5 separate regions of the Mus musculus genome follow, and regions 2, 3, 4 and 5 are each linked to region 1. Evidence: chromatin loops called from intact Hi-C (ENCODE). Cell type or tissue: heart. All regions are shown on one strand. Links, peaks and the distances in the headings refer to the core of each region. The heading gives the core; the rest is flanking DNA.

Evidence for each region. Peaks named below come from ENCODE experiments on the same cell type or tissue, not always from the same donor. Only the 100,000 strongest peaks of a DNase experiment are listed, where the experiment ranks them.
Region 2: a loop joins it to region 1, with 2.3 times the contacts of the local background. A loop is called at or near these places in 3 of 42 quality-filtered maps.
Region 3: it touches region 1 in a loop (3-fold over the local background); 21 of 42 quality-filtered maps call a loop at or near these places.
Region 4: a loop joins it to region 1, with 6 times the contacts of the local background. A loop is called at or near these places in 41 of 42 quality-filtered maps.
Region 5: a loop joins it to region 1, with 7 times the contacts of the local background. A loop is called at or near these places in 41 of 42 quality-filtered maps.

What each region holds. Positions count from the first base shown.
Region 1 is chr7:120,914,139-120,920,465 of GRCm38, forward strand. It overlaps Polr3e (polymerase (RNA) III (DNA directed) polypeptide E), which reads left to right and starts at 3,640. Exons shown (of 21, transcript NM_025298.4): 1 at 3,640-3,772. It overlaps n-TLaag4 (a tRNA gene), which reads left to right and starts at 3,379; the gene lies at 3,379-3,460. In heart, for the core only: a CTCF peak has its summit at 3,535 (motif pointing left); DNase peaks (open chromatin) are centred at 3,563 and 4,633; H3K4me3 peaks cover 2,526 bases; H3K27ac peaks cover 1,369 bases.
Region 2 is chr7:120,751,742-120,758,068 of GRCm38, forward strand. Vwa3a (von Willebrand factor A domain containing 3A) reads left to right here. Exons shown (of 34, transcript NM_177697.3): 3 at 794-917. Among named protein-coding and RNA genes, the nearest start is that of Vwa3a, 15 kb to the left of the region's middle. In heart, for the core only: a CTCF peak has its summit at 3,127 (motif pointing left); a DNase peak (open chromatin) is centred at 3,130.
Region 3 is chr7:120,674,631-120,680,957 of GRCm38, forward strand. Mosmo (modulator of smoothened) reads left to right here and starts at 2,990. Exons shown (of 3, transcript NM_001164580.1): 1 at 2,990-3,240. The coding sequence starts at 3,135. It also overlaps a transcript of Pdzd9 not described here. In heart, for the core only: a CTCF peak has its summit at 2,813; DNase peaks (open chromatin) are centred at 2,931, 3,231 and 3,601; H3K4me3 peaks cover 2,782 bases; H3K27ac peaks cover 2,063 bases.
Region 4 is chr7:120,839,508-120,845,834 of GRCm38, forward strand. It overlaps Eef2k (eukaryotic elongation factor-2 kinase), which reads left to right and starts at 3,324. Exons shown (of 18, transcript NM_007908.4): 1 at 3,324-3,593. It overlaps Gm36449 (a long non-coding RNA gene), which reads right to left and starts at 4,004. Exons shown (of 2, transcript XR_378468.3): 1 at 3,092-4,004; 2 at 1,620-2,013. In heart, for the core only: CTCF peaks have their summits at 3,297 and 3,501; DNase peaks (open chromatin) are centred at 3,314, 4,014 and 4,664; H3K4me3 peaks cover 2,395 bases; H3K27ac peaks cover 2,151 bases.
Region 5 is chr7:120,832,192-120,838,518 of GRCm38, forward strand. n-TLtag1 (a tRNA gene) reads right to left here and starts at 3,369; the gene lies at 3,288-3,369. In heart, for the core only: no CTCF peak of the experiment used is centred there; DNase peaks (open chromatin) are centred at 2,920, 3,440 and 3,660; H3K4me3 peaks cover 2,289 bases; H3K27ac peaks cover 1,669 bases.

The sequences.
Region 1 (6,327 bases), core at 631-5,630:
TGGAACTCAGAGATTCCCCCGAGTGCTGGAATTAAAGGTGCCCGCCATCATCCCTGAGGTAGCACAATACCCGGAGCACTCCACCCCCATCCCCACCCCCTCCCCCTTTTAAAAATGTGCTGGCTTTCTCTGCTCTTACAATCCTGTCACAGGAAATAGCCATCTCCAAATCTTTTTTTCTAATCCAGAGACTAAGTTCAGCTCAACTCAAATGAACAAATGAACAAACCAGTGGTGTCTCATAATGTCTTAATTCAGATTCTTGTGAGAGAATGCATTAGTGCAACCTGAAGCCTATGTCTACCTTAGACCACACTGGCCAGGTGAGGGACAAGGAGCCTGGGGAGAGTAGGGATGCTAGGATATTTAGAACAAAGATGCCACTAAGGACCCTTTTGGAGGTCTTACTAATGCCTAGAAGAGCAGGCCTGAACACAGATTCTCACAGGCAATCTACCCTGGGGACACATTCCCATTCTGAAAGCCAGGTATATATCACACAGTCCTTCCTGGCGAAGAATTATCCTGATGAATTATTCCTCACTAGATGGCTGCTTAAAAAGCAACACACTCCCCCAGATCCACAAGTACAGCTGCTAAGGGTGGAAGGATGGAACACACAAACAAATCCAACCTCAGCAGCAGACTCAAGAGGACTTAGGGGAAGAAAACTATAAAATGCCCACATTTCAAGATCGTGCCAACCCCAAATGACATTTGTGTGACTTGCTAGGGGCATATCTGGAGAGCTGAGGTGCAGGGTTACCCAGCAAGTAGGGCTGAGTACTGGCTGGGTCAGTGCTCTGAGCTGAGTTACTCCTGGGAAGGCAAGAGAGAGAGGGGGGGAGGGGGAGGGGGAGGGGGAGGGGGAGGGGGAGGGGGAGAGGGAGAGGGAGAGGGAGGACAATAACGAAAGGCACAGTGCACGTGAGGGAGAGCTCAGATTTTCATGGTAATAAGTGTGAAAAGCCAAGTGAATGGCTTTGCTTTGTCTCAAATTCCAGAATACCAAAAATGACTCAGAAAGAATGAATAACCTGAGAGTTTCGGTGACACACGCCTTTAATGCCAGTGCTCAGGAGGCAGAGACAGTGGGGTCTCACTGAATTCCAGGCCAACATGGAGTTCTAAGTTATCGAGAATCATGTAAAGAGACCCTGTCTCATCCCCTTCTACCTCCGGTCAAGAAAAGGAAGTGAACATATGCTTTGGGAGTTTCATTTCTGGTAGAAAACACGGAGGAAAATTCATGTATAAAGTAGAAGCCACAGATAGGGGTATTTCCTTCCATATTGAAAGTTAGAAACAAGTATTGTTTATTTATAGCATGGACTAATATAATAGATCTCAAAAACATAATATGGGAGAAAAGTTTTAACAAGGTGTTGGTATCCTGTGATAACACAGAAAAGCACACTTTATATTGCTCATGGATTTATGCATGTAGTTTTCAAAATTATTAGAAGGATACATGTCAAATTCATATTATTTGTAAACTGGAAGGGTGCTTGTGAGAGGATTTTTAAAAATGTGGTGGACTTTACTCTCATAGTCCAGGATATTGTTAAATTTTTGTTTATTTTTGTTTTGAGACAGAATATCCTATGTAGTCCTATGTAGACTGGCCTGAAACACACTTCTACCATGTAGACCAGTCTAGCCTGGAGCATAGTCTGTCACCGTGTAGACCAGGCTAGCTTCAAATCTGCTAAAAACTTCTGCCATTTGCCTCCTGATGGCTGGGACCATAGATATGCACCATTACGTCACACAGACACACACAGACAGACACACACAGATATACACACAGACCCCCCACCCCACCCCCTCCCCCACACACACACAGTTTTTCCATGATAGGGTTTCTCTGTTTAGCCCTGGCTGTCCTGGAACTCATCTGTACACCAGGCTGGCCTTCAACTTAGCGATCCACCTGCCTCTGCCTCCCAAGTGCTGGTACTAAAGGAGTGTGCTTACCATCTCTTAGCCCATATTTTAAGACACAGTTTTAAAGTGTACATTACATTTATCACCTGTGTATCTTACTTAATTAATTAATTACTTAATTATCGTGTGAGTATGTGTGACAGAGAACAGCTTGTGGATGATTCTTTTTCTATCATGTGGGTCCCAGGGATTTTTACATGCTTTTACACGCTTAGCCATTTCGAAGGCCTTACTTGTGTAACTTTTAATAAAAATTATGTACACAAGAAAATAATTGGAAGCAAAATGCCATATTGGCCAGGTGCAAGGCTGTAATTCTGGTACTTAGGAAGTGCAGGCAGGAGGATCAGAAATTCAAACTCATCAATGCACGTAGTTCAAAGCCAGCCTGGGCATTGTGAACCTTAGTTTAAACAACAAATGAATATGTATGCATGTTCAAATGTAAATGCAGAAATGAGTTTAATTCTAGGTGGTGGAAATATGGGGTGTGTGTGACTATTTTTTTTTTCATCTTTTTCAGTGTTTTAAAATATCTAGGGCTGGTGAGATAGCTCGGTCAGAAGGTAGGTAAACACACTTGCCTCGAAGCCTGACAACCTAAGACGCCCCCACAGGGTGGAACAAAAGAACTTATTCATCAGGCAAGTTGTCCTCTGACCTCCACGGCCCGCCCCCGCCCGTTCCCCACTCCCAAACAAATAAATAAAGTAAACGTAAAAGTCTGTATGGGCATATTAACATGCAAAGATACTTAAAAATAAAGTCTGGTTAAAAACAAAAGCAAAACAGAAAATAAATCAAAAGTATAGTGAAAAACCAGCCAGCTGTATATCTCTATGTGTTACTGTGTTAATATTTATATACCAACCCATTCACAATATGAACAAAACTATTTTCTATGGAGATAAACATTGACAGCAAAAGAGCAGAAAGGATGTACAATCAGCCAATAATGCTGGGTACTAGGAAACTAGAGCAAGTCAAAGCTCGAAGAATCTTATTTTGAATATTACAAAGAATATATTTTATCTGCAAAGTTTTAAAATTGTTTGTGTACTAAAAATTTAAACACGTAAATTTTCAGATAGAACTCTGCAGACCTGGGGTTACAGTTCAGCTCTGAGAGCTTGGTGAAAGTTACTGACAGAACCAGACATCGAATTCGGGTTTTTGAGTGTCTGAGTGGCTTAACCTGACACCTTAACCAACTGACTCAGAACGCAAAATAAACTATCCTTTGCTTTAAAACTTATTTGGAACAAGCTTGCATCTAAATACTTTTATTTCAATAAGTGGCATGATGATAATATTGTTTATGGCAATTTCTATCGGCAGGAAATAAAATAAATAAATATAACTCCAAGAATCGAAAGAAAATATACGTGTCAATCCAATAAGTAGCTTCTTAGAAAACGACGTCAACAGCTGGGTAGTGTGGCCGAGCGGTCTAAGGCGCTGGATTAAGGCTCCAGTCTCTTCGGGGGCGTGGGTTCGAATCCCACCGCTGCCAAGGCAGGCTTTTTCTTTTGTCTCAGCGTCTTTCGCTCTAGGTTCCTTCTGCGAGCGCAGCGGCGACCCCTGCTGTCGATGTGCGCTCTCTGCACCACGAGCAGCTCGCCGAAGGGGCGGTCCCGCGCGCGCCGGGGCGGGGCATTGTGGGTAAGAGGAAGCGCGAGGGCCGGCCCCGCTCCCCCCACGTGTCCGGCGGAGTTTCTCCAGCAGGAACATGGCCGCTGCCTGATAGAAGACCCGGCCGCCGCCGTCTCTGCAGCCCGCGGGTCCCTGGGCCGTTCCGCCGCCCGCGCGCGGCCCCGGCGGAGAGGTGAGCCCCGACTCGGCAGCCTCGGGATCCGGGTCGCAGCCGTCGCACTCGCTCGGTGCTCCGGGCCGCGCTGCTGACTAGGCCAGACAGGCCCCCGCCGCTGCGTGCCGAGGGGCCGCGGCCTCCCGGGACCAGGGCAGGGCGCAAGGTGGCCGCCCGGCTTTCCAGGCCGCCCCGGGCCTGGGTCGCTCCGTTCGGCTGGACGGTGGGGAGACGACGGCGGTGCGGCCCGCGCTGACTCAGGCTTCGGCCGCGCTGCCCCGCCCGGGCCTGGCTCCCGAACCGCACCTGCGAGGGCACTGGTGCCCGGTGGCGTGGCGGCTTTCGGAAGAGTGGGAAGGGCGCCTGAGCACCGGCGACATGGAGAAAGCCACTGGACTCGGGGCCGCCTGCATGGGCAGGGGTCGTTGAACCTGGTCAACTCTGCTTAGCCCGAGCGGGCCCGGGACGCCTCATTCATTGATCTGTGTTTAAGCAGAGTGGCGACTGCTTCGTGGACCCGGGGACCTTCCAGTAACGGGGGATGGTGCACATACCGGGTCATCCTGGAATATTGTTTTAGAGTTCCTGGGTTTGGGAGCGAAAAGATAAGATCATACCTTTATCTGTGAAATGGGGATATGATTCCCGTGCTACGGTGTTTTAATGAGTGTAAGATGGGTGACACTCCTGCTTCTTTCATTTGTGGCTGTCTTGTTCGGTCTTATATTGGAAGAAAACATGTTGCCACGTAGCAACAGTCCTTCTAGGTTCGCCTTATCCCTTTGAAGCCGGTGTGTGGTTTAAAATAGGAAAGGACCCAGGGTTATGCAATTCACGTCGCTAATCAGCTGCTATATTGAAGAGGTAGGATTTGAACCTGTAAGGTTTTGCACGGCAGTCCAACCTCTTAACCACTACACCATACTGCCTTTTACCAAAGAGATGTGCAGCATGTTAGTTAAGAATAAAACCAAGGCTCTTGGCATCAGCTAGATTTGGATTTCTTTACCTGTTTTCTTGGGGGGCTGTGACCTTGGGTAAACCAATTCGAAGTTGGGCACTATAAATTTTGATTTGCACAGCTAATGAGAAGAGTATTATTTGGTACTATATTGATGCCTGGCATCATTAATATTTGGGAGAAAGAACTGTGATTTTTTTTTTTTAATTTTAAAAGTAATGATCCCATAACCACGACCAAGTATAATTATTATCTCCACTTAATGGTCCAGGAATGTGAAGCATAGAGAAGCCTTCGTAGAGTTTAAAGTCTAGTACAGAGGACAGCTAACACCTGACCAGCAAGCAGATCAGGAAGTTCCAGCTTAGGACCATTCAGGAAATAAGGAATTATGCTTGTAATGGAAGGGGCTGGAAGCGGCTGTTTCAGTTGAGTTGTCAGGGAACACGTCTAATCCTGGAAGGACTGGCAGTGGTTACATATAAGGAAAATGAGCATCCAGAAAATGACTTGGTGAGCCGGGCAGTGGTGGCTCATGCCTTTAATCCCAGCACTTGGGAGGCAGAGGCAGGTGGATTTCTGAGTTCGAGGCCAGCCTGGTCTGCAGAGTGAGTTCCAGGACAACCAGGGCTATACAGAGAAACCCTTGTCTTGAAAAACCAGAAAAAAAAAAAAGAAAATGACCTGGGATTGTTGTGCAGAGTGTCCTCAAGGATGCTTGGGGCTTGGCCTGTTAGAAGTTCAGTAATTGGTCACTAGGCCATGAGGAGATGCTTATGTGGAGACAGGGGTAAGATCGTGTAAGGGCTTAGGGGTCCATGGAAGGATTTGTTTTATGGGACAGTTGGAGGGTTGGGAGCAAGGCAGCAATGCTATAGTAGCATTGCTACTGACAGTCACAAAGAATGGCAGTCTCTTGAGCATTGGAGATAGGAGGGTGGAGCTAGGGAAGCCTTTTTGTTTGTTTTGTGTCTGTAACTTTTTTTTCCAGATGAGGCTTTGCTATGTTATAGCCCAGGATGGCCTCAAACTTGTTATCTTCCTCCCTCAGCCTCCCAAGTGCTGGAATTATAGGCATGGGTCACCACAGCTTGCTTTGGAAGCTTGGATTGTTGACAGGTCAAGTTTCATTAGTGAGTGTTGTAAAATTGGGTTGGGGGGTCTTGCTACCAGCATTTTTATTTTGCAAGGGCAAGGATGGAAAACATCACTGTGTGGCATGTAACAGTCATGCTACACAAAACACTGCTTCAGCTGTGGCATTTCCATGTATCTTCTGCATCATTGATGGGAAAATATTATTGTTGGTCATAGGCTAAACCTTTAAAAGCCACTGAATTGGATACAGTTGTCTGGGAGGCTAAAGGGAGGTGATGACCTTTGCAGGTAACTCAATCGGGTGCCGTGTTGAGAGAGAGAGAGAGAGGAGCCTCTATCATCCAGAGGGATCTCATTCTGCCTGATGGCAGGGCTGGGCAGAATTTCAGCCCTGGAAGAATAGTTGGGAACCATAGCCTCTTTTTGCATGTGTTATGTTTCCTTGGTTCCCCCTGAAATCCTGTCTTAATGGGCCACCAAGTACAGCTGCCTGTAGAGCCAGTACCTGCTTAAC
Region 2 (6,327 bases), core at 464-5,463, 160 kb before region 1:
TTACCCACATACCAGAAGTACCAAGACTAGCTGGCCATGGCAGCTTTAATCCCAGCATTCAGGAAACAGATGTAGATCTGTGATTTTTTTTTTCTTGAGGCCAGCCTGCTCTATAGCACATTCTAGAATAGTCAGGGCTACATAGAGGCCCTGTCTTAGAAGAAAAGTGCCAAAGGAGTGCTTGCTCTTCTCATTGACTGCCTCACCCTTGTGGAGCACGGAGCCTTACAGCAGCGGGTGCCTGGTGACTGTCCAGTGCACTCAAGCTGAGCTGAACCAACCCGGAGAAGTGCTGTCTGTCCATCGCATCTGTGTTCTTGCACCGGTCAGGAGAGGAAGGCTTAGGTAGTTACATGATGACAACTCAAAGGAGCCATATCTTCCCACGGTCAGGGTGATTCATTTCTGGAAAATCCCTGCTAAATCTGGCTTCCCAAATGAAAATAGCAGTAAGAATTTGCTCATGAGAATTGAGGGTGGTGAGCCTTGAAGAGGGAGCTGATAAATGGTCGTTGCAACATCTTACACAGAGTGGGGCTTTTGAGATCTACCTAAACTGTAAGAGAAAAACAAAAACAACAAAAAAAAATCTCACAAACCACCATTTTATCAGAACTCTGTAGGAATCCTTTCTGTTTCCACAGAGAACTAAAAAAAAAGGTTTCTGATTCCCATTAGGAACCCAAAGGGGACGGAGAGGGGGAGGGGAGAGGAGGGGAGAGGGGAAAAGAGAGACACTCATGGTGGAGAGGCGACATGGGCTGGGCACTGAACAAATCACTTTGTTTTGTAGCATGGACAGAAACACTGACAGAGATCCGCAGAAGCAAGAGAACAAGAAGACCATGAATGACCTCGCCCAAACCTCACAGGATGGATTGCTGGTTACACATGTTAACCAGACCCAGGACTTACTGGTAACAACCACACTGCTTTAGTTCACCAGGGACACTTACAAACCATAGCAGGGAACGGGGAATGTGCGGAACTCTTTCTTCTAGAGGACCCAGCACTGGGAATATGATCAAGGTCCCCTCTGTAGCCCCCTAGATTTAGAAATGAACGAGGAGTTTCTGTCTTGGCTATACAGTTAATCCTTCAGCCTCTGGGAGCATCATTACCCCTTTAGGATCATATGAGGCTCCTGGTTTCATTATCAAAGCCTAGAGTATAAAGATTTGATTCTAAAGCTCTCTTTCCAGAGATTTTTCCTATAGAAGTCCCTAAAACCTAGGTCCAGAAGTCGACTTTAGGAAGTGTTGTGGGAACAGGAGGGCCAGGGCAGAAGGCTTAACTTTTAAAATAAAAGGGGAAAAAAAAAAACAAAAAACCCACACTGTGGTTTCAGATTCATTCCGTGTACAAATGACCCTCTACCTAAGATCATGGACAACTCTTGAATTCTCTCTACCATGGAAGCTATCATCCCTACAAGTTGTAAGTGGAAGGTAGCTGGCCACCACCCACCAGAAACCCACACTATAATATAAATTCCATATCAGTCAAAGGATATCCAGCCTTATAACACCATCAATGAAACAGCCAGGAAAACCAGTCAACTTTTCCTTCTCTCAAGTTTAGGCATTTATGGGAGAGCAGATTTAACTAGACTGAAACAAGGAAACCAGGCCTGGAGGCACAGACCTAGTAATCTCAGCATTCTGGAGGTAGAGGCAAGAGAATCAGGAGTTCAAGGCCAGCCTCAGCTCTCTGCTACTGTGAGGCCAGCCTGGGACACAGAAGACCCTGTCTAAATATAAAAAATAAAGAGGAAATACAGATAGAAGAAGGCATTCAGTGGGGTCAGCTGCCAGTGGTGTCCAGTGATGCACAGTGACGCCCAGTGACTCGGGTCTTTGTTCATCTGATTGCATCTCAGACCAGCTGACTTCGCAGGTATGGGAAGGGCCTGACCCAGCTTTATCAGTTACAGACAAGCCTCGTGCTTCTCCTCCCAGAGCAGTAAGAGGGTTTTGACTTCCCTGCGCTGAGCAGTCAGGGTTGTCCATGTAAAGTGTCTGCTTTACAGACCCAGGGCCCCCACCCCAATGAAGAAGCTACTCACTGTTGGTACCCACAAGCAGAAAGAAGATCAGTTTTCTCTAGGAGTATTTCAGGGGAGAGAGAAAAAGAGCATAAGGTCGGGGGCTGAGGGATCTGGGAGGAGTTGGAGAAAAACATGATAAAAATATATTGTATGGGCTAGACATATTGGTACATGCCTTTAATGCCAGCACTCAGGAGTAAGAGGCAGGTAGACTGTGCCAGACTAGAGTCAAGCTCAACAGGGTCTTCTTTCCCTGCTGATTCCGCCAAGCCCGTTCCCTTGGCTGTGGTTTCGCTGGGTAGTAGGTAGGGACAGTGAGAATCTCGTTCATCCATTCATGCGCGTCACTAATTAGATGACAAGGCATTTGGCTACCTTAAGAGAGTCATAGTTACTCCTGCCGTTTACCCGCGCTTCATTGAATTTCTTCACTTTGACATTCAGAGCACTGTGTGAGTTCAAGGCTATCTTGGTCTACATAGTGAGTTCCAGGACAGCCAGGGCTACACAAAAAAGCCCTGTCTAGAAAAGTATATGTTTATATGTGTGTGTATATAAACAACACACACACACACACATATATATATATACATAATTTCCATACAATATATATAAATATTATACACATATAATATATATTTTATACTGTATGAAAACCTCTTAATAAAATTTATATATGTATGTATATTTGTATATATATACACACACATATATACATATACATATATATGTATATATATATGTGTGTGTATATATATGTGTGTGTGTGTATATATATATATACACACACACACACACATACACACACACATTTTTAAGTTATATATATATATATATATATATATGTATATATATATATATATATATATATATATATAACTTAAAAATTTTAAATGCCCACTTTTGCAGAAGAGCAGGAGGGCCCTCAGTGTCAAAGGTGATGTGTGTAGAAATGGACTCTCTCAGATATCTGCAGGGCAAAAGCCACAGGCTGAAACATGACACACTATTTCAAGTGCAAAATGGAAAAAGGGTGCGTGATTAGTGTTGCGCACACAGTATCCTGGAAGAGGGCAGCGCCACCTAGTGGCCACAGGATGCAGAGCCTTGTTTCCTGAAGCGGGTGGTTAAGACTGGTGCCTGGACAGCCAGGGCTACACAGAGAAACCCTCTTTCGAAAAACCAAAAAAAAAAAAAAAGAAAGAAAAGAAAAGAAAAGAAAGAAAGAAAGAAAGAAAGAAAGAAAGAAAGAAAGAAAGAAAGAAAGAAAGAAAGAAAGAAAGAAGAAGGAAGGAAGGAAGGAAGGAAGGAAGGAAGGAAGAAAGAAAGAAAGAAAGAAAGAAAGAAAGAAAGAAAGAAAGAAAGAAAGAAAGAAAGAAAGAAAGAAAGAAAGAAAGAAAAAGACTGGTGCCTGGCAGCAAGCCTCTCAAAGGCGGGACAGGTAGTCACAGCATTAAGTCATTTAATGAGACAGTCTCTTGTGCCGAGAACTACGGTTCGTGCTCATTCAGAAAATCAGTGTAGTGTTTGGTTACAAGCTTGACTTGACAGAGCTTTTTCGATGAATCCCAGCTCCATCGCGGTCCATTAGCTGTGCGATCTTGGCCAAATCACTTAATCCTCAGCTTCCTCGGCAGAAAAGTGTCGGTCTCATGGGGTTACAGAACTACTATATAGAAAGTGCTCGGCATAGCCTAGGCACTGTGTTAGTGTTTGCAGTAATTAGGAGTGTGTGTTCACATATCCTGAGCAAGTGCTAATTTCTTCCTGAAATCAGACAGTTCACATATCCTGACACATATTCTTCCTGAAATCTGGTCCTGGGCAAGGAATGTGAGGTGAGCAACACCAGTACAGGAGCCCTAGCAGCCTTTGTTTTCAAGGCCTTTGTTTTGTGACAGCTCTGCTTATAACCAAATCGAGGGAAAACCGAAAGCATTGTTGAGAACTGTAGGTGCTGCAGGTCACATCCTAGCATCACCTGCCCCTCACACAGTTAGTTAAGGAGAGTGAAGTGCCTGCAAGAAAGCTGAGGCACAGACAGGCCCACGTGTGCACTCTTCCGGCCTTTTCATCCCGTGTCTTCTGTCCTCTGCAGAGTGGCTCATCCCACTGCAGTAGACAGCTTTGTGCCTTCAGTCAGCCCACTTGCCCACAACAGTGAAAACCCTGATATACCCAAGTCCAACGATGGGCCACCAAGGGTGTCAAGGGTAAGCTTGACAGGCCATTTCCATAGTCATCAGATGCTACTGTGTGTGTGTGTGTGTGTGTGTAGAGTGTGTGTGTGTGTAGAGTGTGTGTATGTATGTGTACAGTGTGTGTGTGTGTCTGTGTGTACAGTGTGTGTCTGTGTGTGTGTGTGTATAGTGTGTGTGTGTCTATCTGAATCTGTGTGTGGAGTGTGAGTATGTATCTATCTGTATCTGTGTGTGGAGTGTATATATGTGTGTATCTGTATCTGTGTGTGGAGTGTGTATGGTGTAGCTGTATCTGAGTATTGTACGTGGTATGTGTGTATGTCTATCTCTCTGTGGTGTGTGTGTATCTGTATCTGTGTATAGTGTGTGTGTGATATGTGTGTGTGTGATGTATCTATATCTGAGTGTGTGTGTACATGTGTGTGTGTCTGTGTCTGTGTGTCTATGTGTCTCACAGTGGTCCTGAGCTGGATTCCAAACCCTCAGTAGACAACCACTTCTCAGCCTTTTACCTGAGGTTAAGTGAAGTAAATGGTCCAACTCCATCTATATTCAAGGCTCTTCTGTAGCACACAGACAGCAGCAGGCATTGCACAAGAGGCTCTTGCCTAACCCTGCTCTACACACTTGTGCAGCTTATACGTGTGCAGTCTGTACTTTTATAACACCACTTCTAACTTACTACTGTCTTCATTAAAAAGCACCAGGACCAAGGTAACTTATAAAGAAAGTGGTTAACTGTGGGCTTGCTCACAGTTTTAGAGAGTTCGTTCATGACCCTCATGGTAGGTAATATGACAGCAGGCAGGCAGGCATGGTGCTGGAGCAGTAGCTAAGAGCTTACATCCAGAGACAACAAACACCACGTGACACAGAGAGAGTCAGCTAGGATATTGTGGACGTGTGAAACCTCCAAGTTCATCCTCAGTGACCCACCTCCTCCAACAAGGTCACACCTCCGAATCCTTCCCAAGCAGTTCCTTCACCAACTGAGGACCAAGTATTCAAATGTATGAGCCCAGGGGGCCAATCTCACTCAAACCACCGCAACTCCATTCCAGCTCATGTTGCCCTTTCCCTCTTCACATATCCCGCCTCTCCACACCTCCCTGGCGCCACCTGGCATGGCCTCCCTTGCTGTGGGCAGGGCTGGCTCCTTCTTAGCCCTCAGTTGCCTGGCTCAGAGGCCTTCTCTGACTGCCTCTCAGCTAGGCGGCCTCCCAAAACCACCCTTGCCATTTTCCAGCCACTTTTCATCCTGCTTTCTTCTTAAGAGCGTTCCTTTCTGACACTCTCCTGCATATTGACTTCATTTCCCTGTCCATCTATCCACACTAGAACACAAGCTGTGAGAGGACAAGAGTATTTTTACTTGCATCATAGCCGGAGCACCCAGGATGGGACCGGTTCAAAGCAATGACTCAGAAATACCCTAGAAGAGATCAACAAGGGAAGGCTGGCTCAGTCTGAAGTCAAGGCTATCCAAGGCTAGCTCTGGAAAGCATCACCAGTGCTAAGTGCTTGAGGTAGAGTTTCTTCTGCTCCACTACCAGGTCTGCGCACATAGCCTGAGCTGAGAGTACTGAGTGACACAGATGTCACTAAGCACAAGGTATCATCACATATTTGATGGCTCAGTCCTGTGGTAAATAAGGACGTATTCCCCTATATACCCACCCACCCACTGCTCTGGTTCTGGGCCCCGGGTGGAGCTAGAATGCCCTAGTCTCTGCTTGACCAGTTAGTGTTTGTTGAGGTCTCTTGGAACGCTAAGGGACAGAACACACCTGAAAAGATCTAGAGCATACAGTTTTGGAAATTAGCAAGATCATCCCGCTGAGAAGCAACCAGGAATTTATCCAGACCTTGCTCACCACAAGGGAGCAGCCCCTATGACTTGTGTTTGCGATAGACTCAACAACAGGCTGGAATATAGAACAATTCATATGGAAGAAAGGGCCTCCCAATACCTCTGACGGTAAGCTCTCAGCAGGTGGAGAAAGACTCAACAGAAGAAGGTATCTCCTGTGATTGGTTTGGGAGATATACTTGATTCTCTCCAGATGGTCCTGGGTAGGA
Region 3 (6,327 bases), core at 744-5,743, 240 kb before region 1:
GTCAAAACCTCCTGGGCCTGTAGCTGACTTCGGATTAATTCCACTTCCTTCCTTCCCCCCACAGGAATTGGTCCTAAGAGAGCTCCCTAATAAATGTCCTACACACCACCGATCAATAACTTTTCATCTTGGAGACAGTTCTGCGAGAACCAACCTACCAGACAAATTGCCATTTGATCCCTGGGTGTAAGCTAACCTCTGGATTTGACTGTTGTCTTCTCCCACCCTAAGAATCCCAGGCACAAATATGCAACATAGCTGCCACTCTCTCGGCCCACGCAGTAAACCTGACTGAGAGAGGAAGTGTGTTCATTATCCTGTCAGGCCAAAGATGCTCCTTCAAGTGCAGAGTAATGGCACGGTTTCTTCCCGTTTTCCCTGAAGTCCCATCTGGAGTCAGCTTCTTCCGAGCTGAGTCCTACCATCTATCACAAGAAAGCACGCCACAGTCTCATCCCTTTAACAGCCACCGTATGGCTATTTCTGTCTTTAGCCTGCCAGCACAGAGCCCTCCTGGGGGCCGTCTATGTTCTTCTGGGTCTCCAAGGACTCTCCACCGTAAGGGGCATGGTGGCTCATCTCCGAATAGAAAGATCCCAGCTGTTTACTCAGGTGAGTGATGAGATGCCTCTGCTGCACACAAGGTCTGTTCAGGAGGAGAGGAAAAAGAGGCTCAAAGCAAGGACATGGACTTCTCAGTTCAAGTTAGCAGCAGGGCTGGAATTAGCACATACTTCTCCATCATTTTGCTCTCCCCCCACCCCACCCCCTCATTGCCCCTCAGTTTTGCTTCTGTTAAAATGTAGGTAGAGCTGTAGAGAAGGGAACTGTGTTGTCCTGTTACTGCAGAGACATGGGACTCTGAATTATCAGCGCGATTGGAGACAAACAGAGCGTGCGGCTAAAATGGGAAGTGGTGGGAACTGTGTGAGCACTGTGCTTGCCTCCTAATTACTATGCCTGTCTTACTTGTAGGAAAAGACCAGGTGAATCGCTGTTATCTACAATGATACGAAACCCCTGGAGAAGGATGGAGAATGTTTTTTAATCCTTCTAACACACATACACTCATACACACCCACGCAAGCACACACGAATACATACACACACACATGTACACACATGCACACACACACATTTTAATCACAGGTCTAGAATCTTGAATAGAAGAATACATATACTTCAAGATGTCCTGGTAAATACTGTTGGGGTAAAAGGAAGAATTTATACATTTTTTTTTCAAACTCAAGAATTAAAGTATCGTCATCCCACAGAGCTGGAGTTAAAACAGTCGCAAACTGTTCCAACATTTGGCCTTGATCAGTTATGAACATCAATGGGTATTAGTCAGGAATCCTCTCTGTTATAGTTACAGCTCCTTTTATTCTGGACAATCAAAACAGCAGATAAGCCAAAACTAAGCCGGGCGGTGGTGGCACACGCCTTTAATCCCAGCACTTGGGAGGCAAGGCACAGGCAGGCAGATTTCTGAGTTCGAGGCCAGCCTGGTCTACAAAATGAGTTCCAGGACAACCAGGGCTATACCCTGTCTTGAAAAAACAAACAAACATAAACAACAACAACAACAACAACAAAGCCAAAACTATGGCTCCTTAGAACTTCCCCAGTCTTTAGAACAAGAAAGGGAAGAGCTACTGCAGCAACTGATAGGCATTCTATCTGGATCCCCAGGAAACATGAATTACCTGAGTCAGTGTCAATGGCAGAGGAAAAATAAATTATGTAATTAAATATGCACTTTTAAAAAAATACTTGCCCCAAGAGACCAATGTTTGGGCTGAAAAGTCTTTAGACCAGCAATCAACTCCATTTTCCCCAATCTACGTGGTGGCACTGGTGCCCATTACGAAAGGATGCTGGATTTGGTGGAATTTGAAACCTCCTGAGTTTTGTGGACATGTAGGCATCCCAAAAATAGAGACAAAAGTCGCTCTTCTAGGTCTTTCTAGAGATAGCTTAGGTGGTACTTAAGTAGAAAAATCATCTCCATTTGCTCTATGGAGTGCTAAGAAAGAGATGGATATAAAGTCAGGGTTAATGGTGATTTAGCAGAGAGCCACGGTGGAAGGAAACCTCCAGGGGGTAGCAAAATCGTAGACAAATCCTGTTATTATAACAATTCATATTATTGTTTCCTGTTTATGCACTAAATCTAAGGCTCTCCCCACAACCTTACTCTGTAAATATCACTAAACACCTGGTAGGGGCAAACTAACAAACATTTCAGGTTATTCTTCATCGCTTTCTCTGTTATCAGCAAGTTCTTCCTTCTGTCTGCAAAACACACACATCTGCTCATTTTTCTCTTTCTTGACTACCATAACTAAAAACCACAATTCTCTGTCTTAGACTGCGGGGCCATTTCTGGTGTCCCTACATTCGCTGCCCCTCCCCCCATTATAATCTATTTATACCACAGATCTTCACAAACCAAATAAGGTCATGTCACTATCCTGGTCGAAAATCCTCCAGTTCCTTCCCATTGCATCTGGAACAAAATCCAAATACACATTTGGTGAATTTAAAGACAGGATCTCCCTGTTTAGCCTAGGTTGTCATGGAACTGGTGTCTTTCCAGCTTCCGCTTCCCGAGAGCTGGGATTCGTAGGCGCGTGCCCACCCCGAATGCCACCTCTGGCCTCTGCCTACCTTTTCTCCTGCCACTCACTCTCTAGTCACACGGGCCGTTCTGCAGGTCCCTGAACCTGACATCCACTTTCTCTCTCCCCAGTGACTGTTTCCTTGTCTCTGGAACAGTCTGCACCTAATTCTCACTGGACAAATCTTTAAGATCTCAGGGGTCTCCGACCCGAACCACCGTAGCAGCCCCGAGCGCCGGGCTGAGCCGACGCCCCCTCGGGAAGGCTCTGCAGGGCAGTCCTGGGCGCCGCCGGCCGGCGCGCGGTTTCGCTTCCGGGTGAGGGGCGGGCGGGCCGAGCAGTTCCGGGGCGGGCGGCGGCTGCGGGTCCCGGCGCGGAGGGCGCGAGCGCGCGGCGCGGGCCGAGGGCCGAGGGCGGCGGCGCGGGGACCCCGGGGCCCGGCGGCCCATGGGGCGCGAGGAGTGAGGCCGCGGCCTGCCCTGCGGTGGGGGGTGGGGGGAGCGGGGCGGGGCGATGGATAAACTGACCATCATCTCAGGATGTCTCTTTCTGGCCGCCGATATCTTCGCCATCGCCAGCATCGCCAACCCGGACTGGATCAACACCGGGGAGTCGGCGGGTGAGCGGCGTGCGCGGGCCGGGAGGGTGGCGGTCCCCCGGGTCGGCGATCCCGAGGGTTAAAGGTCGGCGCCGGGGTGGGGGGGCCGGCGGAGGCTGTTTGCCGTGGCTCCCCCTTTCCCCTTTGAAGTGTCTGTGGTTATAGTCTTTGCTTTATTTTTAGGCCTGGGGGGAGCTATAATAATACTAATAATAAACTTCATTTTATGGAGCATCTTTCATTCCAGCGCATCTCACGCACACACGCGCGCGCTGGAGATATCTTAATAGTAGTTAGAAAATTAAATAACACATTAGAGTCGCAGGCAGCCCCAGAGGCAGTGCCTGCTGGAACGTTGGCGCTGGAGGCGGGTGTCTGTGTGTGTGTGTGTGTGTGGGGTGTCCTCAAGAAAGAGGCGGGCATCTTTCCGAAGGGTATCCCAGGTGAATGCGCTGGCAGGGTTCTCAGCTCCAGCCCTCCCTTGCTTCTCTCTTTCTCACCTAGACCTGCGAGACCAAACCTTTAATTAATGTACACAGCTGTCAGGAGAACTGCTCAGAATTAAGGAACGGTCTTGTATTTGAACTGCTTGTTCAGCGAAGGTGAAGGGGAATGAGGAGTGGGACCCTTCAAATGATTTCTTATAAAATGTATCGTTGTGCTGTCAAACTTCTTAAGTGCCGCATAGGGTTCTCAATTTATCCAGCAATATTTTTAGCTCTTAAAACAAAACAAAACAAAACGGTAGCTGGGACATTTGTTGCTTTCTTCTTCCTCTCTAACCTAGACCTAGTAACACAAAATCATGCTGCCAGATGTACTGGTTATTAACATAACACTGAAGAATTCCACTTGTCTTGGCTGTAGAGTTTTAGCAGAGCTGTTAATTGTAACACATAAAAAGAGAGTTTGGGAATCATGTGGAGTTTGGTAATACCTGTGGGCTGTTTCTGAAAGTGTTGCTGACTCCAGACAGTGTACTTGACTATATGTGTGAACAGACATTCAGTTCATTATCACCGTTGTTTTTACTCTGACTGTATGTGTAGAGACTCCTTTGTGAGACTTTCTAAGTATCACATGCTTAGGAGCAAAGAAAGGTTCGCACTGTTGAGTAGAGAGATCCTTATTGGAAAAAGATCTTTTAGGTGGAATCCCTGTAGGTAGTGGCTGGAATGCCCACGAGCAAGGCAAGGCAGCTCGGGGAAGGGAAGTGCTACTATACATTATATAAGAGCAGAACGGTGCAGCCTTCCAGAGCTGATGTTGCAAAGGCCACTCGAGAGAAAGCAAGAGGAGAATAAATACAGCACTCAGATTTGGAGTTGAAGTCTTTGCCTGTGAGTTGGCAAAGACATGAAAGGGACAGTAGCCCAAAGTTTGCAGAAAGGGAAACTGTCTGAGAAAGGGAAGCAGCTGCAGAGAGAGTGCGAACGGTAGGCTTGTCCAGCTCTGTGCGTGGTGGCTGTGGCTGTACCGTGTGGCAACCTTCCTGCCCCACTGATCCTTTGACACTGGTGAATTTTCTAAATAAGGATAGTGAATAGATAGTGAGCTTTCTAAATGCCCTTGGAAAGAAAACATCAACAATACTTATACGAAGTAAATAATCAAAAGTAAAAATAATTACATCTCTCAAATCAGTGAGACAATCACAAGGAGCACAAATAGGATGTGGAATGGGAGGACTGGCCACGAGCACGCGTGCGTGCGCTCCAGGAGCTCAGGAGGGACCTCGTGGGTAGCAAGGCTCTCCGCCGTTTCCCTGCCTTGTGTTCAGTCTATTGGCATTTTGATGGTGGTAATTTAGTGCAGTCATTTTCAACGTCTATTTTACTTACGTCTGTGGGTGTTTTCCTACTGCATGTCTATGTACCCTGTGCATGTCTGGTACTGGAAGAGGCCTGAAGAGGTTCTGAAGTAACAGATGGTTGTGAACCACCATGTGGGTGCTGGGAATCAGATCAGAGTCTTATGGAAGAGTAGCCAGTACTCTTAACTACCAAGCCATCTCTCCAGGCCCTTTATTGCAAATTTTAAATGATTTTTAAAAATATATCTAAAAAGACAGCAGAACTCTTAGAACTAATGTAACCTGCATAGTGTAGTTAGAAAACCAATGTAGTGAACTGAGGAAGGAGCCAGGCTTCACATCCTTGTCCCTTGTCCCTGTGTCTGTTTTCGCCTCTGTAAAATAAGGACATTAGCCACCTCCTTGGCTTCTAGTGATGGCCCTCCGCATTGATCCATGGGGACATAAAGAATGGTCCCTGACATTCTCAGCACTGAATACTTAGTATAAATAAGTAACTGTCATATTGTTGTTGTGCAGTAAGCCTTAAACTTTTGCTGTGGGAAATGACAGGACTTCATTAGATGTTCTTGGAAATATGCAAACATCAAGAATATCATCCCAGAGCTTAGACAGAGCTAAACATCTTCCCTCATGCTTTGTGCTTTTTGTCGCGTCTGTATTGTTCCTCTTGCTCTGTTTCTCAGCCTTGGTGCTCCTCAGCCTCTTTGTCAGACACCAGAACCCCAGCTGATAAGCGTATCAGCTTGTTGCCAGAGAGTAGGGACCACACTTTGGACCCCTTTGAGTTTGTTTTTGCTGAATTGGTCCCAATACAGAAAAGGTAGAGTCTGTGTATTTTACCTGGCTGTAAGAATCTTTGCTGCGTTTGTTCTGATAGCTTTTGTTCTGATAGTTGGTTTATGCACAAGCTTCTGCAGATGCAGTGAAACCTCTTTCTTGCGAGGGAAAGCGCATCTAAAGGACCCTTAGCAGTGTCCATTAGGACAACCAGGAATGCTCAATGCTGGGAGGATATAATGACAGTTACATAAGTCTGCCCTGTTGAGGGCAGACTCTTGCTGCCTGGTGGACTCAGCATTAACAGCGGTATCAGTTATGTAGTGCTGTGTGCTATCTCGAGTCCAGACACTCCAACTACTTGCTGTGATTCCTTTGGCTTCATGTGTTTGGCTGATGTAAACTTGTCATTTCTACATCGCCCCCTGTTTCATTGTTGTATATGATACATGAGAGTCATTGTGACAAGGGTTCCTTTTAAGAAAGTGTTGTTGGGGCTGTGGTGTAGAGGTTCT
Region 4 (6,327 bases), core at 293-5,292, 75 kb before region 1:
TTTATAAAAACTGTCCTGGGGTAGAGAGGTGGTTCAGCTGGTGAGAACACTTGTAGCTCTCAAAAAGGACCCAGGTTCAGTTCTCAGGACCCATGTAGCGGTTCAAAACTGGAAACCTCCAGTTCCAGGAGACCCAGACCCGACATCCTCTTCTGACCTCCACAGGCAACATGTATGTGTGTGGTACACGCAGACAAAACACTCATGAAGTAAATTATCTTTAAAACAAACAACAAAAAAACTGCTCTAGCCATGCAGCCCAGGCTGGTCTTGAACTAGCAATCCTGCTTCAGCCTTTTTTTTTTTTCTTTAAACTTATTTATTCTTTTTTTGTATATTTTGGATATTTTCTACATAGTGAGCCAGCCACTTTTAAATTTTTGTCTGGATGTATGTCTGTGTACCACAGCAGATGCTTGGTGTCAGCAGAGGCCAGAATAGGACATCAGAGCCACTGGAGCTGGAGCCACAGCTGTCACCAACCATGTGGGTGCTGGGAAACTGATCTTGTGGAGGAGCAGCCAGTGTCCTCAAAGGCTAAGCGATCTCTCAGCCCTCGGCCTGAGTTCTAAAATTACAGGCATGTGCCACCCCATCCAGCCCCATACATAGCTGGGTTTGCTGTTGTATTTTAAATGTGGGCACCTATTCTAATTTCTTTTTTAAATTACAGCAATTTATTTTGTGTATGTGCATGTATGTATGTTGAGGCTGGACAATATCCTGCAGGAATTAGTTATCTCCTGCTACGTGAGTCCCAGAGATGGACTCGGGATTATGTGTCAGGCTTGGCAAATGGCTTTACCTCCTGAGCCATCTTATCAACACCTCCAATTTCTTTTGCATGGTGCATAATCTCTTTACCCTTAGGCATATAGCTGAGAGTGGAATCGCTAGGTTCTATAGGAGCATCTGACGGGTACCGGAAAACATACTCAGTGTCATTATCTATTTGGAAAGTAGACACTGAAAATATGGATCTAGCTGGGAGTGGTGGTACAGCTCCCTGTGCTGTGGGGCTGATCTTCCAGAAGGGCAGGCCAGGTGGGGCACACATCCTTCGAGCTGTCATGCTGGGCAGCTCCAGGACAAAGCACTCGTCTTTCTGAGTTCATGTGGCAACATGGGATCTTAATCAAGAAAATCAAACTTGTCTGGTGTGGTGGTGCATGCCTGTAGTCCCAGCACTTGAGAGGCAGAAGCACTGGTCTGCACAGTGAGTTTCCACAACAGTCAGAGCTGTGTAGAAAGATCCTGTCTCTTAAAAAGAAAGGGGATGGGGGGGGGGAATCAAATGTTTTGCGGGGAATGTTCATGCTGACAACAGTCTGAAGTCCTGACTTCCCCTGGGAGAGCAGGTTTACTGCTCTCAAACACCAAAGAGCCTACAGGACACAAGAGATCTGCATAGACCCAGATCTGGGCTAAACCATGCCTCTGTATAACCTTGGAAAAGCCACTTTCCTAGCCTGTTCCGTGTGCTAAGTGGAGGACAGTTAGGAAGGTTGTGAGGAATGGTATGAGGAGTACTCTCGCCTGTGTGCAAGGTCCTTTTGTTACCAGTAACACACTACTACAGACCGTCAGATGCTGTGATAAGACCCATGACCAAAAGCAACCTGAGGAGGAAAGGGTTTATTTCAGCTTACAGCACACAGTCAGTCCATGAAAGGGGCATTTGACCCAGACATAAGGATTGGGACCCACAGGTTGAGAACCACTGGCTGAGACTTAAGCACACTGGCTGTGCTTCAAGAAGGCCTGGTTTTAATTCCCAGCACACACATGGCAACTCACAACTGTAATCCCAGTTCTGGACAACCAGACACTCTTAGACAGACATGCAGACAAAGCGCCCATACACATAAAATAAGTAATTTTTAAAAGGTGGATTTTTGGCTCATGGTTCTGGAAGTACAAAGTGTAGAGGATGTTTCTGGTGTTTTTGCTGGTACAACTTCAAGGTGGTTCAGGTCTTCAGGTCTTTAATCTGAAAGCCCAGGCCAGACAAGCCTGTGGCAGAATAGATATTATGGTGTTTCTCCTGTCAGTAAGTCTATTAACAGTTGCTTTATTAAATGAAATAGATCACACCCTTTCCTAACTGTGTCCCTGGGCAAGATACATTCTTTATAAGTCTCAGTCCTATGATCTGTACAATACAGCTAGTCGTGCCTGCATACCTTATATAGCTGACTGCAGCTGGATGGACAAATAGCTCAAAATGTGCAACTGTTTAGATTTTTACTCTAAAGTATACGGTGAGATATGACCTCAAAGTACACATGCCTGCCTCCACTGGTTTTCAGTCTTTACATCTTCCAAGGGCTACCTTCCTTCCATGCACTGCACCAGATTTGAGTTTTGAGAAAGGGCTTCACCATGTAGCCCAGGCTGGCCTTGCTTTTCTGGGGACTGCAGAGGTCTACCACCATGCCCAAGTTCCCACCCATTAAGCACTATGTGCCAGGCCCTAGGCTCAGAGTTAGGAATACTGTGATTTTTCCCTCCAGAGAGTCCAGGAAGGCTTGACAAAGATTTTTCTTTTTTGTTTTTGTTAAGACAAAGTTTCTCTGTGTAACAGCTCTGGCTGTACTGGAACTCCCTCTGTAGACCAGGCTGGCCTTGAACTCACAAAGATCCTTCTGTGTCTGCCTCCTGAGTGCTGGGATTTGCCACCACCGCCCGGCCCTGATAAAGTTATTAATTAAAAATTATAGAAATAGTTGGAATTGTCAGGTAGGCCGAACTGTATAAATTTAAACCGAATATATGTTTATATACAAATATTAAATTTAAACAAAAATATATAGGTTATATATTAAATATTTACATATACGTGTATAATTTTCTATACTTATATTTATAAATTTATATGTAAATATTAAATACATATGTGCTTACCATGAATTTGGATTCTTTATGAGTTTTTAACACAATTTTTGTTGTTTTGCCCCCTCCTGCTCCTTCGTTACCCCTCCCTCTCTTGAAAGTGTTAAATTTCTTCAAAATTATGTCATGAAATCCTTAAGATTTCCCTTTTTTTTTTTTTTTTTGAGACAGGTTTTCTCAGTGCAGCCCTGGAACTCACTGTGTAGACGACCAGGCTGGCCTTGAACTCAGAAATCCGCCCGCAGTCTGTCTTCCAAGTGCTGGGGTTAAGGGTATGCGCCACCAGACACACAGCATGAAATCTAACGTTAGACCCAGGTGTCTAGGAAGCGTTCAACAGGCGGGGGAGCCAGAAGACAACACGGCGGCTGCATGGAGGTGATGGCCACCCGGGGACGGCCACGTGAGCCCGGGCGTGCGCCCCGTGCGTCAGTCCCGCCCCAGCCCTGGTCCCAGCCTCCAGCCTCCAGCTCCAACCCCAGCGGCAGCAGCCCCAACTCCAGCCCGTGCTCGGCTCCAGCGCTCCGACGTCTTCAGGCGCCCCACTGCGGCTGCGGGCCTGGCTCTCTGTCGCCTGCGCTTTGTACCGGGGATTCTCCTCCCTCCCTGCACCCTGGAGCGCCCGGCCGCCAGCCTTTGCCAGCTCCTTGGGATCCTTGCGGCCGTGGGCAGCAGCTGTCGCGCCTGCCACACTGTGGGAGGTAGGTGACGGGAAGATGGGGAGCCCGCGCGTCCCGCTGCAGCAGCCCCCCGAAAGGCCACTGGGGCGCTTCTCTGGTTGCAGAGCTTCCCCCGAGGCTCAGTGTTTGCGTCTGTAAGGAAGGAAAGAAAGACGTTGGCAAGCGGTGAGCGCAGTTCTGGTTGCACCAGGCAGCGCACGCGGGCCTCCGCCCGGGTCTCCTCTGTGCCTCGGCGAGCCCGCCTGTCCCCCTGAAACGCCCAAGTAACATTTCCCCTCGCCGGGTTCCCCACACTAGAGGCCTATGCGGGCCTCAGTTCTCGGAACCTCGAGGTCTGAGCTGCATACGCCCTTGCAGCATTGTTGGTTGAGGGAGTTGGGGTGTTGGCAGGCGTTGGAGACTTGTGCGCCAAGGGGCTGAGCATTCGTATGCAGTTGGTGGCGCGGGGGCGGGGACCTCCTGGGTGAGCCCTGGGCCAAAACTAGCTAGTGTCGGCTAAGGGGATTGCGGGAAACCTGCCCAGCTGCGCCCTGTGTGTGACTGATCGCGTGCGTTTCGGAAGAGTGAGATCTGACTTGGGAATTCTCCTTGGGGGAGTATTTCTGCGTCCTCCGCGATGAGGCGCTCCCTGGCTTGGGACCACTGAACAGATATTACGGAGGAGAAAGCCGAGGTCCAGAGTGGACCCCAGATCCTCAGAGGCCAGGTAGGGAATGTAGAGTAAGTAAACAAGGATTGTGAGTGTAGGGGTTAAGAGTGAAGTTTTGGGAAGACTTCCCGGGGAAGGTGCTGTTTGCTCTGTGAGGAGGACGAAGCCAGTGGAGGGAGTGGGTCCAGGCCGTGTTCAAACCCCGACCTTAGACAGCTAGCTCTTCACCCCTCTCTGCTGCGGCAACAGTTCCTGGGAAAGGAAGGCTAGCGGGGAGCGACTCCTTTGTTCCAAAGAACTGGGTTCTTTTGAGAGTCTGAGCGCGTTAGGCGTGACTTTCCTGAATGGCTCATGCCACGCTGTTTCACAAACATAGTATTTTCAAACCTTTTACCCTGCACTGATCAGACTCGCCCCAAGAGATCTTGTCATCCACAGCTGGCAGCTGTTAATTCCCCCCTGGGAACGGCCTGTAGGAACCTAGGGGTGCACGGCAGGATCGAGTTGTTTTTAGGGTTCCTTCTCTACCTTAATTTCTATTGTGAAGGAGAAAAACTTCAGGATCAGGCACAGCAACCAAGTAGCAACAGCCTTTAGGAAGGCTTTAGTTGGTGAGAGAGGCAGCTGCAGGAATCAGTTACCTCCAAGTCCCAGGGTGCCACCGGGTCTACACCTGGGATGATCCTGGGTTTGAGCCTTAAAAGCTTGTTGGATGAGGGCCTGTGGGGGGGTGGGGGAGCATGGCCGGCTCAGAGGGTGAGAACACTTACCTCTGAAGTGAAAGGGGAAAGAGCTGTAAGATCATGGGGACTCGGTTGCCCTGGCTGAGTGGCTCACCCGTGCCACACCATCTCCTGGGCATCCAGTGTGCTCTTCTGACTTCCACAGTCACCTTCGTGTTCACACACACACACACACACACACACACACCAAATTAAAGAGTATCTGACTAAACTCTTGCAACCAGGGTCTACAGGTACAGACTACAAGGCTTCGGAGAAAGAAAAGGGTTGAGTCAGTCGCTGCAGTACGGTAACATTTCACAGGCTGAAGAGTCAGAGGTGAGTGAGTGAGTGCGGGGCTGTGGTTCTATCAACAGCTGCCCCCTGCATGGCTTGCTTGCCGGCCTCCGATTGCTGGACCACACTGGAGTTTCCTTGAGGAGCTCTGCGGGGAGGTGCCCAATTTGCATTTCTAAGAAATTCTCAGGGGAGGTTCCTAGCTGCTCCTGGGTGTTCTAGTTAAGGAAATAGAGACTACTGTTAGGCAAGTCACTGAAGTCCTCCGTTCCTCAGCTTTCTCCCCAGTAGAAAGAAGCAAATAGCACCTGCCTCCTGGGAATGGAAGGCAGCTCCGAAGGAGGGGCTGTGTCAATAGATGTGAAGGAGGACAAGTTGGCAATAGATTGAGTAAGGAGAATAGCTTGAGACAGGTGACTGAGGGAAGGCACAGTGTCCTGCGATCCTGGGTCAGGTGATGGAGCCCCTGTCCTTTCTGAAGCTCAGAGAAGGTGCTCTGTGATGCTGTGGAAATGTCATCAGCCCGCCCTGGTCAAGGTGTGAAAAGTGAGCCGATGAGTGGGCCGATGAGTGGGCCGATGAGTGGGCCGATGAGTGGGCCGATGAGTGGGCCCGGTCGTGGTGCAGAGTTATTTGGGCCACAGTTCATATGCCTAAATGCAATCACGTGGTCTCACTAAGTTGCGGGAGATGCTGGGAGACACGGTCTCTGGCTGGGCCAGTAGAGGCTGCTCTAGATAGCACCCAGCTTGTCTATGATGCCCTGAGCACTGGACTCATTTCTCAGTTTCTTTGGAATGAAAAACCAGCACTGGGGATGTGGCCTGATAGCATGCTTGCCAAATAGGCACAAAACCCTGGGTTTCACCTCAGCACTTCATAAACCATGCCCCCTATCCCAGAACTAGGGAGGAAAGAAGCAAGACAGTCAGAAGTTCAAGGTCACTGCCTCGACATAGGGAACTGGAGGCCAGCCTGCCTATGAAAGACCCTGTCTCAAAAGAAAAGCAAAAAACACAGATAAGCCCATAAGTAAAGCTTAAGAATCTAGCAGTGCTGGAGCAGTGCACATCTCTAATCCCAGCAC
Region 5 (6,327 bases), core at 774-5,773, 82 kb before region 1:
TTGGAATGGGTAGGGTAGGCAAGAAGCCTTAGGGATCCACCTGCCTCTGACTTCTCAGCTCTGGGGTTACAAGTATATGCCACCTCACCCAGCATTTTATGCGGGCACTATAAATGGAAGTCAAGTCCCCATCCTTGTGTGACAGGCACTTTGCCCACTGAGCCACTTCCCAGCCTCCATATTTTAGTATCATTTGTATCTCTTGATGAGTAGTGCTCCTCACCATCATCTTTAAGACTTTGAGTCCACAGATCTGCTCTCAACAGAGACTGTACCTCCCTGCCATTGTGATGTGGACTGTGGATCCCAAAAATAACAGTGTGTAAGCAGATCCACGGGTATCTATCATCTGGTACGCACGTGGCGTTAACTGAATAAACACCACGGACCCTAGCAGAGAACAAAGTAACTACCAGGCTGCAGTGGAGGAAAGAGAAGGTATGAGTCAACCTTCATAGGTGGTGTGGTGTTCCTCATAGCACGTGTCCCGGTCAGGCAAATTAGAAAAACTGTGTAGGAGTTTTAAAATACAGTAGTTAGAATTTTGTGCGTGTGTCTACTTTTTAAAAAGACTTATTTATTTGTATAAGTACACTGTAGCTGTCTTCAGACACACCAGAGGAGGGCATTGAATCCCACATGACAGGATGGTTATGAACCACCCTGTGGTTGCTGGGAGTTGATTGAACTCAGGACCTCTGGAATGGCAGTTTGTGCTCTTAACCCCTGAGCCATCTCTCCAGTGTCTACTTGGTTCTTTGTTTCTTTGTTTGTTTTTGTTTTAAAGACCAGTGGTAATCATTTCTATCTGTTTAGTGCCCAACGCTGGCAGGAGCTTGCATTTGTATAGCCTTATTCCATTATTAGAGCCACACTTACAGTAGGGTTTGTTACCGTCAATGTAAAGATAAGGAATTGGAGGCCATCACTAACTTGAAATATCAGAAGGTGAGGGCTTCTGCTCTGTAGCTGAGATCATTTGGAAGAACTTCCCAAGGTCCAGTGGGAAATGTAACACATGGTTTATGTCTATTGCAGCCTAATTCTGTTCCAGGGTTTGGGGTTGAACTCTGGGCTCTACTTCCTTATCCCATACCTACAAATCTCAGGCTGTCCGAGGTTGGCCATCATACTTCCTTCTCCTGATGCTATGATGAAATACTTGGGCGAGCTGGGTAGTGACTTTTATTCTAGCACTTGGAGGCAAAGGTAAGCAGATCTCTGAGTTCAAGGCCAGCCTGGTCTACAGAGTGAGGTGCAGGACCACCAAGGCTACAACAGAGAAACCCTGTTTGGGAAAAACAAACAAAACCCTGACACTAGCAACTTAAGAAAGGGTTTATCTTGCCTCATAGTTCATACGTCCATTGTGTGAGCAAAGTTAGCGTCTGGAACATGAAGCAGCTGGTCACATTGTGTCTGTAGTCAGAAAGAAAAGAGACTGTCATGTTTACCCAAGTTCTGAGATGGTACTGCCCACTATTAGAATGGGTTCCCACCTCAACCTCCTGGAGGAGCTCTGTCACATAATCCATCAACAGGCCTAGAGACTACCTTAATCTAACCTAACCCCTGACAGGTGTGCCTGCCAGTGCTTGCAGATCCTGTCTAATTGACCATCAACTCTAACCTTCACAACTGGCAGTTGAACTTCCTTCACTGATAAATTTTTATCATCCAAATGCCCCCCCCCTTCTCTAAACTCCCTCTTTCAACCTTCTCTTCCTGAGAAATATGTTTTTAGGGCAGCCTTACATGTTCACATTATTGTCTAGCCAAGAATCAATTTACTTATTTTCTGGGTTTCTCCGTCTCTTCCCCCTCAAAGCAACAAGACTAAGGCCTGAGCACTACGTAGCAGCATAGATCGCCAGCTCAAGAATTCTTCTGTCCTCTCTTTATCGGGTGGGAAAGGATACGGTACCCCCACCCAACACACAAATCCCTGAAGGATTCCGATGCTACCCTAATTACCAGCCCCTGTGAGATTCACACAGGAAGGGTTGGCTCATTTAAAGAAACTAAAGGAGGAAGCATTGATGCAGATGCAGAAGAAAGGCCACTATAAACCAATGACATAGTTTATCCGAATAGGGCAACCAGTGAGACTGGTTTATAAGCGTTCTATTAAAAGCCATCTCCAACTGTGGACCAATGCTAGCCAGCTAAGAGATTTTCAAAGTCACTTTATGTCTTCCCAAGCTGAGGATGGTGCTTGCCACCAAACCTGATGAATGTCCTGTATTCAATTCCTAGGATCTACAATCCCACACTGTAGAAGGAGAGAACAGACTCTTGCAAATTGTTCTCTGACCTCCACACAGACACGGTTGGAGGTGGAAGTCTATCTTCTCTAAGGTTAAGGGTGTGGCTCAGGGGAGGAGTGCTATCCGAGGATGCCCTGAGTTCTACTTTCAGCAGCAGTGACGAAAGGAGAGGGGGGAGGAGAGAGGGGGGGAGAAGAGAGAGAGAGAGAGAGAGATCAAGCGAGAGCGGACCTATGTAAGTCTTCCACTATCATTCCGCTTATTTGCCCCTCTTCAGAATAAAAATGTGTAGTGAGCTGTCCACCCTTCTTTCACCCTTTTAAAAAAACAAAAAAACAAAAGCAAAAACAAAAACAAGGCAGGGTTTTCCTGTGTAGATCTGGCTGTCATGGAGTCAAGTGTAATTGATGAAATAATAGTGTCTCTGAATCCTGACCTGTCTTGCTCACTCCTGAAACCTCTCAGTGAGCTGAGTTCTTTTCTGGCACAAAGTAGCGCTTTCATAGTTGTGGATAAATAAGCATCGAGGGGACACTAAACCAAGCCTAGAGACCATGTGAAAGAATGAAGAAAGCTGAGACCTCAAGAACGCCTTTCTACGTAAGACTCCGCCCAGCAACCCAGCCCTTCGCAGTCACCTGACGTCTTTTCCACCAACAGAGACTTATGAGTGTCAGAACCAGGAAGGGACCCTCTCTAGCTCATATCCTTTGCCGTCGGCAGAGATCTCAGAAATGTGAACTAAGACCCAGAGCGCCTGTTGGGAATTTGCGAGCTGTCTGGGACCCATTGCCCTGAAAAGGGATGGGATTTTATTTTGTTTTGTGTTTTGTTTTTCAGGGAAGAAAATTAGTGGTCATGACACGTGTTTGTGTACCAGGCTAGAGAAAGAGACCAGTTTCGTTCGTTTCTTTCTTTCCTTCCTTGTGTTTTTTTAAAATGAGCTTCAGAAAGATTGAAGAAAAGAAGACAAAACCGAAAGCATGCAAAAATAAATTAAAAATTTAAAACTTAGGGATGTGGCAGCGGTGGGATTCGAACCCACGCCATCGAAATGACTGGAGCCTAAATCCAGCGCCTTAGACCACTCGGCCACGCTACCTCCCATTTGTAAGATAGGCCATTCAGAGTATATTAGTGTGATGACGCAGTGAGCTGCATTTTGCAAGCTCCGCCTCTGGGCGTTCCCGCATGCCCAAAATGAATCCAGCCTTTCAGTATGTAGGGACATCCGCCTCTGGTTTCCCAGCGCCCTGGTTTCCAACACGGCCATCAAGCAAGAATGCACCACTAAAAAGGAAAGGACAGGACAGTCCCTGAGTGTCAACCATGAAAACGCCTGATCCTAAAGTGAGAGAATTTGAGTTTTGCATTTTCCGAGGACGTGATGCTGCCTACAGCCACCTGGGGGCAGTGCTGCGCCGCCGCGTCCTCCAGGCGGGCTCGCCTGGGCGGGGCAGTCACTCGGGAACCGGGTTTGCGCCGAACCACTTCAGTCTGTAACCTCCTGGCTCATGGCCGCGTGGTGTCCAGGGTGTCTTGGAATGTTGTCACGGATCTTTTGTTGATGTGGGCTCCTTCGCTTTTATTATCACATTTTACGGAGTGGGAAAAAGACCTGTCAGTGTGTGTCAGGTACCTCGCCAAGCTAGCGTCCTCCCGCCTCTCAAGCCCCACTCCAATGCAGACTATTTACGTTGTTTTCAGGAAAATACAATTACAGAGTACCGCCTAGCAAACCTTGCGTTTCTACCGTTCAGAATTTTGAAGATCGACTTGAAATTCTTGAAACAAAAATATAGGTTATTTTTTTCTTCTCTTCTGATATTCATTCCCAAGTTTGATTCTTTTAAAAGCAGTTTTAAATCCTTCCAGTTTCCTTTTTGCAGATTTTATACTTAACTAGGGTCATCCATTTTCTTGCAACGTTTAGGGAAGATAGCAAACAAAACTACAATAAAAGGTGAGTGGCTATGCTAACCAAAGACTCCCACGCCACCAACCCAACAGCGGTGTTCAGACCCAAATCCCCAGACGGTTCATATTGTCTTATGTGACAAAAGGAAACCTTTTTTCGGGGGGCGGGGGGGTCAGCTATGAATGGATGAATGGATAACAGAGCTTCACGAGCAGCGAGAGTAGATTTGCGCGCGGCTTAGATGGAGGCAGGAGGATCAGGAGTTCAAGGTCAGCCTCCGCTATATCCCTAATTAAAGGCTACATGACCTGTTATTGAAGTTGTCTCAAAAACTTAAGGATAGGAAGACTAGCCTAGATTTTTCCAAGTGTCCCTTAGAAGAGGTGAGAACCCACAGGAGATAAGAAGATGGAGCTATGAGGAGGCTGAGAGATGAAGAGGCGAATCAAGGAATGCAGGTAACCTTTTCTAAGCTTTGTGTGTTTATTTCCCCGGGAGGGGGCACACCAGTATTCATGGAGAGATCAGATAACTTGGAGGAGCTGCTGTTTCCTCCCACCTCATGGATTCCCTTTGAAATCAGCCTCAGATGGCAGGCTTAACCGCAAGTCCCTTCACCCACTGAGCCCTCTCCCCAGCACCTGACAACCCATTCTCCCCTGGAACTTCCAAAGAAAATAGGAGGGGTCTGACTCCTTGATTGTAGGAATTCTGTTCTCCAGAATGATTGGAGTTACTCAGTTCGTAGTAATTGGTTAAGCCAATACAGTATAGGAACCCCACGGGTTTGGGGGCCACTGGCTCAATAGCTTCAGTAACCTAGGAAATTTGCTACAATGTTGCAGCAACGGTAGTACCCACCCCACAGCATTTGTTGTGAGAATTTGCTTTTCTCATTCCATCCACAATCTCATTGACCCATAAGTGTCAGACATCGGTCTGGTCCTATCAGAGAGTAAAGTCCTCTCTCTCTCTCTGTGTGTGTGTGTGTGTGTGTGTGTGTGTGTGTGTGTGTGTGTGTGTGAGAGAGAGAGAGAGAGAGAGAGTGTGTGTGTGTGTGTGCTCGTGTGCATGTGCCTATGTGTCTTCCTCTATCACTCTTTGGTTGAGACAGAGCCTCCCTGCTGAACCTGGACAAGACTAACTGAGCTCCAGGGATCCCCCTTTCTCCATACCTCCACCACTAGGATTACACTCAGCTGCCTTGATGTCTGGCTTGTTAACAAGAGTGCAGGGGATCTTGGGCCCCTAACTTTGTAAGACAAGTACTTTACTGACTGAGCCATCTCCCCAGACCCTGAAAAAGTTTTTTGTTGTGTTTGTTTGTTTAAGACAAGGTTCTTTGTGCTGCCCTAGTTTTCTTGAAACTTGCGCTGTAGAGTAGGCTGGCCTTGAACTCAGAGATCTGCCCCTAAATGCTGGGGTTAAAGGTTATGTGCTCCCACTACCTGCTTAATTGCTTTTAATTATATGTGTTGCTGGGTCTCTGTGTGATTTTGTGTGTGTGAATGAAGGTGTCTGCAGAGTCCAGAAGCAGGCATTGGATTCCCCTATAGCTGGGGTCATAGGCAGTTGTAAGCTACCTGATGTGGATGGAGGAAGTGAACTATGATTTTCTGCAAGAACGGCATCTGCTCCTAACCAGTGAGTGAGTCATTCAAAGATCAAACCTGGCAATCCAGGGCAGGCACCGCGAGGATGCCCATCCCAGGGACCTGAGCAATCCTTTGCCGCCTATACCTCAAGATCGTCACCAAGGTTCTATGGGATCCTGTGAATATCTTCTCTACCCTTGCCCATGAAGGGACTTGATAAGCCTCTACCAGGAGAAAACAAATGATAGTTTCTTAGTTACCCAATGCCATATCTTCAGGACTGAGGACAAAATTGACCAAAAGAATACTGATTGGAAAAAAACAAAAACAAAAACGGTTTTTCTTCTTTTAAGTGTCTGTCTGTGTGTGTGTGTGTGTGTGTGTGTGTGTGTGTGTATGCACTGGAGTGCTAGAGATCAAGATCAGGGTCTCCTACAGATTAAACACACTATTGATCTACGCGATAAGCTATAACACACGTGCCCTGATGTTTTATTCTTGGTGAAGGTCACATGATCTGAATTCCATTGCCATTTGAACTCAAAGG